2 separate regions of the Homo sapiens genome follow, and region 1 is linked to region 2. Evidence: chromatin contacts called from ENCODE Hi-C data. All regions are on one chromosome and are shown on one strand. Each heading gives the region's core, a stretch centred on a gene start or an enhancer-like site at or near the end of the contact. The rest is flanking DNA. Distances are from core to core; before and after follow the strand shown. Region 1 overlaps MTHFD1L (methylenetetrahydrofolate dehydrogenase (NADP+ dependent) 1 like). Region 2 overlaps MTHFD1L (methylenetetrahydrofolate dehydrogenase (NADP+ dependent) 1 like).

Region 1 (2,700 bases), core at 58-2,557, 190 kb before region 2:
CTTATGATATAAAATAAGTACTCACTGCATTCCATCCCTCTTGCCCCCTGGACCTGCCTTGCCCAGGATCCCAGTCTGAATTCCTCATCTTTCACCAAGACTGCTCCAAATTATGATTGATGTGAGGACTGCAATAAAACGATACCATAGTTTTAGCTCTTTCCAAAAATGTAATGAAACTGGGCAAACTGGCACTAGTCTACAGAAAAGGAATCAAAGCGGGATCCCATGATCAATGCTTCCAAGAAATTGAGCCAAGTTCAAAAGAAATCAGGCTGTGCACGAGTACTGCTACTATTTTTAGGGATATTGATGAGTCCTCCAATGAATGTGTCATTGCTGACCGTGCTGAGTGTCAGAAAAATGGTAAAGTTCGTGCCTACTGAAGAAAGCTCTGAAGTTTACTAGCTTTCAAATACTCTCAAGTTTAACTGTCTTAAGTTGTAAGTAAATGATTTTTAAGTTAAAAAATTTATTCAATTCATATCAAGAAGTTTCTATTAAATTAGCTTTTCAAAAGTAATTGGGCTATGTATACTCAGAATATTTACAGAGTCTCCTGAGATTAGTGGATGGAAACATTAAGAGCCTGAAAAAGTACTGAAAAAAAGAACAAAGGTCAGAGAGTGGGCTGGAAAGCATACGGATGTTGTAATTGAACCCTCGGTTCAAGCAGAATCTGACCCGCAGCAGCTACTTGGAGCTATGAGGAAATGCCTCAGCATTTGAAAGACCTGGCAGCGTTATTAACTATGTCCAAGAACAAAAAGTGAAAAACGATACTGGAAAATCCTGAGGTGTCTCCATCTCCATCACTGATAAGATCTTGGCTCAAGTTCCTCTTAAAGGGTCACCAGACGAAAGGCTTCAGGCCCGCAAAATCACAATGTGGCTGTTCCACTGCAGTGTGGTCAGGCGGGCAGGCCCTTGTTGCTACAGATAGGACCAGCAGAAACTTTTCTTTGTCATCTTTAGACTGAATCAAAACACACTGCTGTGATCAGATCTGCATTCTAGCTGTTACTTTGGTTTGTTTACCCAGAAGTCTCCTCCATTACCAATGGCGTGAATCAGAATTGTGTTATTTGTTTGGCATTACTCATCTCTTTCATGTACCAGTGCCCGAGAATAAATCTGTTATTCAAGTCCTCTTGCTTCTCCCTTAGAGCCTCACTAAAAATCACAAATGTGCAATCAAGAATAACCACCCTCTGTTTACATGCACCAGAAGTCCACATGCATTACGTGAGACACATCAGAGTTCATTTGGCTGGTGTCCCCATGACATCGGCAGGGGAAGAGAATAAGAATTAATGGTAACGCCAAGCTGGCAGGCTGCCACCATGTTTCAATTCCTGGAGAAGAATGAACCATACAGCGAGGCAGGGTCACTGGGGTGGGGAAATTTCACTCTCTGGGTTGAGGAGATATGCATTTGTATACATGGTTACCCATCTACATTTATGTTTAACACACAACATTATTTCTGGCACCCATTACTCATGAACGTAACACAAATTGTGATTTAAAAAAGTGATTAGCTGGCCACAGTGGCTCACACCTGTAATCCCAGCACTTTGGGAGGCCAAGGCGGGTGGATCACTTGAGGCCAGGAGTTCGAGACCAGCCTGGCCAACGTGGTGAAGCCTGGTCTCTACTAAAAATACAAAAATTAGCTGGGTGTGGTGGCGCACACCTGGAATCCCAGCTACACAGGAGGCTGAGGCACGATAATTGCTTGGACGTAGGAGGTCGAAGCTGCAGTGAGCTGAGATTGCACCACTGTACACCAGCCTGGGTGACAGAGCCAGACTCTGTCTCAATAAATAAATAAATAAATAAAAAGATTAAATAACCTGTGATGTTTTTAACTGGTCAAACCAATATAACCTGATTTTATAATAATCAAATCGATGGCCGGGAGCGGTGGCTCATGAGGTCAGGAGTTCAAGACCAGCCTGACCAACGTGGTGAAACCCCGTTTCTACTAAAAATGCAAAAATTAGCCAGGCGTGGTGGTGCACGCCTATAATCCCAGCTACTCAGGAGGCTGAGGCAGGAGAATCCCTTAAACCCAGGAGGCAGAGGTTGCAGTGAGCCATGATTGCAACACTGCACTCCAGCCTGGGCTACAGAGCAAGACTCTGTCTCAAAAAAAAAAAAAAAATCAAATTGATACATTTTTAACACTTACTAATATGGACTACAGAGACCTACAAACTGCTTTAATGAGCTGAATATGAAAGGAAAATGATGAGTAACTCTAGGAATTTTGTGGGAATAAGATGAGAGCTTATCCTTGACAGGACCCAGGTTGGGAGTTCCTAAAGCATCAGCGAAAGGATGGCTCTTTGGAAGAACCAACAGTAGACTAAAGGACACTTTTTTTTTTTTTTTTGAGACGGAGTTTTGCTCTATTGCCCAGGCTGGAATGCAATGGCGCAATCTTGGCTCACTGCAAGCTCCGCCTCCCGGGTTCACGCCATTCTCCTGCCTCAGCCTCCTGAGTAGCTGGGACAACAGGCGCCTGCCACCACGCCTGGCTAATTTTTTGTATGTTTAGTAGAGACGGGGTTTCACTGTATCAGCCAGGATGGTCTCAATCTCCTGACCTCGTGATCCACCCGCCTCGGCCTCCCAAAGTGCTGGGATTACAGGTGTGAGCCACCGCACCCGGCTAAAGGACACTTTTGCCATGGT
Region 2 (2,700 bases), core at 170-2,669:
ATTACAGCACCCAATAGTTATGATGTTCCCCTCCAAATTTCAAATAAAACCTTGTGTCATTAAGAAAAGTATTTATTTTGCTTTTCTCAACTGGCCTGGGACTAAGACAGAATATGGTACTGCTGGGGAATCAGGTTTCTAAGTTTTCTTCTCTGGTCTGGTAGAATTACCAAGGAAAAAACTATTAGAAGAATAGAGCTGGCTAAAGATTGTATAAGTCAGACCGGAATTTATTAAATGAATCTGATGGTGTAAGATCATATGGCATTGAAGCACTATAAAAGGGCTAATGTATTTTCCAAAATATGTAACTTTTGCATGCAGAATTTTAAAAGGCTACAGATGGCCAGACACGGTGGCTCACGCCTGTAATCCCAACATTTTGGGAGGCTGAGGTGAGTGGATCACAAGGTCAGGAGATAGACACCATCCTGGCCAACATGGTAAAACCCCGTCTCTACTAAAAATACAAAAATTAGCCAGGCATGGTAGCGCATGCCTGTAATCCCAGCTACTCAGGAGGCTGAGGCAGGAAAATCGCTTGAACCCAGGAGATGGAGGTTGTGGTGAGCCAAGATCACGCCACTGCACTCTAGCCTGGGCAACAGAGCGAGACTCCATCTCAAAAAAAAAAAAATCCTATAGACTCCTGAAATATTTAAAATGATTTTTTTATCCAATTACTGACACAGTTGAAATAAATAGAAGAAATTTAGAAAAATAAAAGCAGGCACAATAGAAAAAGTGATTTAGCCATAAAGGTTGATTATTTGATTTTATTTTCTTACCCATCCACATCTTTTTCTGGTTTCAAGGCATTGAGGACTTTGTTGCTAAACAAGTTCTCAGAGATCTGAAGGGCAAGGCCATGTACTCTGGTATCTTCATTGATCTTTAAGATTTCATCTATAATCTAAAGAGAAAACAAAAAAACAAAATAAAAATTAGTTTTGTGAAAATGAGACCCAACAAAGGAAGCTTTATATAAAAAGTGGATTCATGAAAATGCATCTGTTATAGTTTGTTGTTGTTTTGCTCCTTGTTGGAAACTTGGTGTAAAGCATAATAAAAAGCCTATTTTTTTCTTTTCATCATGTGTACAAGGCTCAAAAAAAAAATTAAAAGGCTTGGCTGAATTTTTTAGTGACTTCTCTGCCTTTCTATGGCTCTACTCTGTGCCAGAAAAAGACAAAACAGAACAAAACCAAAGCTCAACAGCTATTAAGGTTTAGATAGACAAAGGACACTTCTCTGTCAACAAGCATACTTTAAGCCAAACACACTGCCAGTTTTCAGGAAGGACAGGAAGCATGAATCTGAAGCATTCCAATCTGGCCCAGCTAAGCCTGTGCGTTTCAAACACAATGTGTTCAACACAGCTCACTAATCATGACGTCCAAGCAGTCACAGAGGCCCTCGGGTTATCTGGACCTCAATGACACACAAGAAGCCTTTCCAAAGGCTTATGCTAGAAAAATTCTTAGCATGCACAGCTCCTTTTATGGGAAACACTAAAATAATTCACTATTTAGGAAAAAGACCAAGCTACATTTTGGGAAGCTAATAAATGTCTGGGTGTGTCTCTAAATAAGCAATGCTTTGTCCTCTCTGTCTATTTTATGCCAGGAGATAAGATCCTGATTCATCTCACTTAACAAAAATATTTGCTCACAAGTGAGAAGATACTTATCTTTGCATATAGATCTCACTCAGAGGCTCTGGGGAAGGGTTGGTTTACCATTTTTGTTTCATTGCCTAGCAAAAATCACTACCTGTGCAGTGGCAGGGGAAACCATTTGAGGTACAAAATCAGAAAGAAAGCTTTGTTTCATTCATTTGGCATTCTTTCATTCATTCAACAAATGGTTTGAGCACTTACTCTGTATCAGTTCTAAGTAAAGGAAATACAGCTATAAACAAAACTGTCCTCGTGGATCTTATACTCTAGTGGAGGAGGGAAGTTCCTCCCTTCCAAATAATAATAATAATAAAATCACTGGAAAGAATAAATGACATGCAGAAAAATAAAGGTTCAGTGGGGTAAAAGGCTAACAGAGTGATGATGGGTGGAGGGTGGTCAGAGGCCACGATGTCCAAGCAGAGACCAGAATGAAGCGAGGAAACTATTGCCACCTGTACCAAGCATTTGGTAGAAGCAACAAATGCCAACACAAATCTTAACTAATAAATTAAGGTACCTACTCTTTTTCAATATAACACCATACAAATTCACTCTATGAGAATTTTCCCAAAGAAAAATACGGAATAAATGATTCCTTGTCAAAAAATAAGTCAAGGCAAAGGTACTAAGAACACACATTGTGGAAAGAGAGCCTCTTCAATAAATAGCACTGGGAAAACTGGATATCCACATGCAGAAGAATGAAAGTAGGCCCTCATCGCTCACTTCTATAAAAATCAACTCAAAAGGAATTAAAGACTTAAATATAAGGTCTCAAACCATAAAACTACTAGAAGAAAACACAGGGGAAATGCTTCATGACATTGGTCTGGACAAGGTTTTTTTGGATAGGACCTCAACAAAATAGGCAACGAAAGCAAAAATACATCAGTGGGATTATATCAAACTAAAAACATTCTTCATAGCAAAGCAAACAATCAACAAAGCAGAGACAACCTACAGAATGGGAGAAAATATTTGCAAAGTATGCGTCCGACAAGGGGTTAACATCCAGAATA

The links. Hi-C counts contacts between places; a loop is a spot of excess contacts on that map.
Region 1: a loop to region 2 is called in a map of endothelial cell of umbilical vein, with 2.8 times the contacts of the local background. The contact joins two enhancer-like sites. A Hi-C loop is called at or near these places in 3 of 168 maps with a recorded cell type or tissue (HCT116, IMR-90 and endothelial cell of umbilical vein).

The regions. Positions count from the first base shown.
Region 1 is chr6:151,066,463-151,069,162 of GRCh38, reverse strand. All of the region lies in intron 26 of MTHFD1L (methylenetetrahydrofolate dehydrogenase (NADP+ dependent) 1 like), which reads right to left. Among named protein-coding and RNA genes, the nearest start is that of MIR12131, 35 kb to the left of the region's middle. Within about 2 kb of position 1,307, at least 27 of the 41 ENCODE cell types and tissues checked have a DNase peak (open chromatin) inside an H3K27ac peak, as active enhancers do; they include IMR-90 and endothelial cell of umbilical vein, where a contact is called at or near this core.
Region 2 is chr6:150,880,975-150,883,674 of GRCh38, reverse strand. MTHFD1L (methylenetetrahydrofolate dehydrogenase (NADP+ dependent) 1 like) reads right to left here. Exons shown (of 28, transcript NM_015440.5): 5 at 789-913. Among named protein-coding and RNA genes, the nearest start is that of MTHFD1L, 17 kb to the right of the region's middle. Within about 2 kb of position 1,419, at least 20 of the 41 ENCODE cell types and tissues checked have a DNase peak (open chromatin) inside an H3K27ac peak, as active enhancers do; they include IMR-90 and endothelial cell of umbilical vein, where a contact is called at or near this core.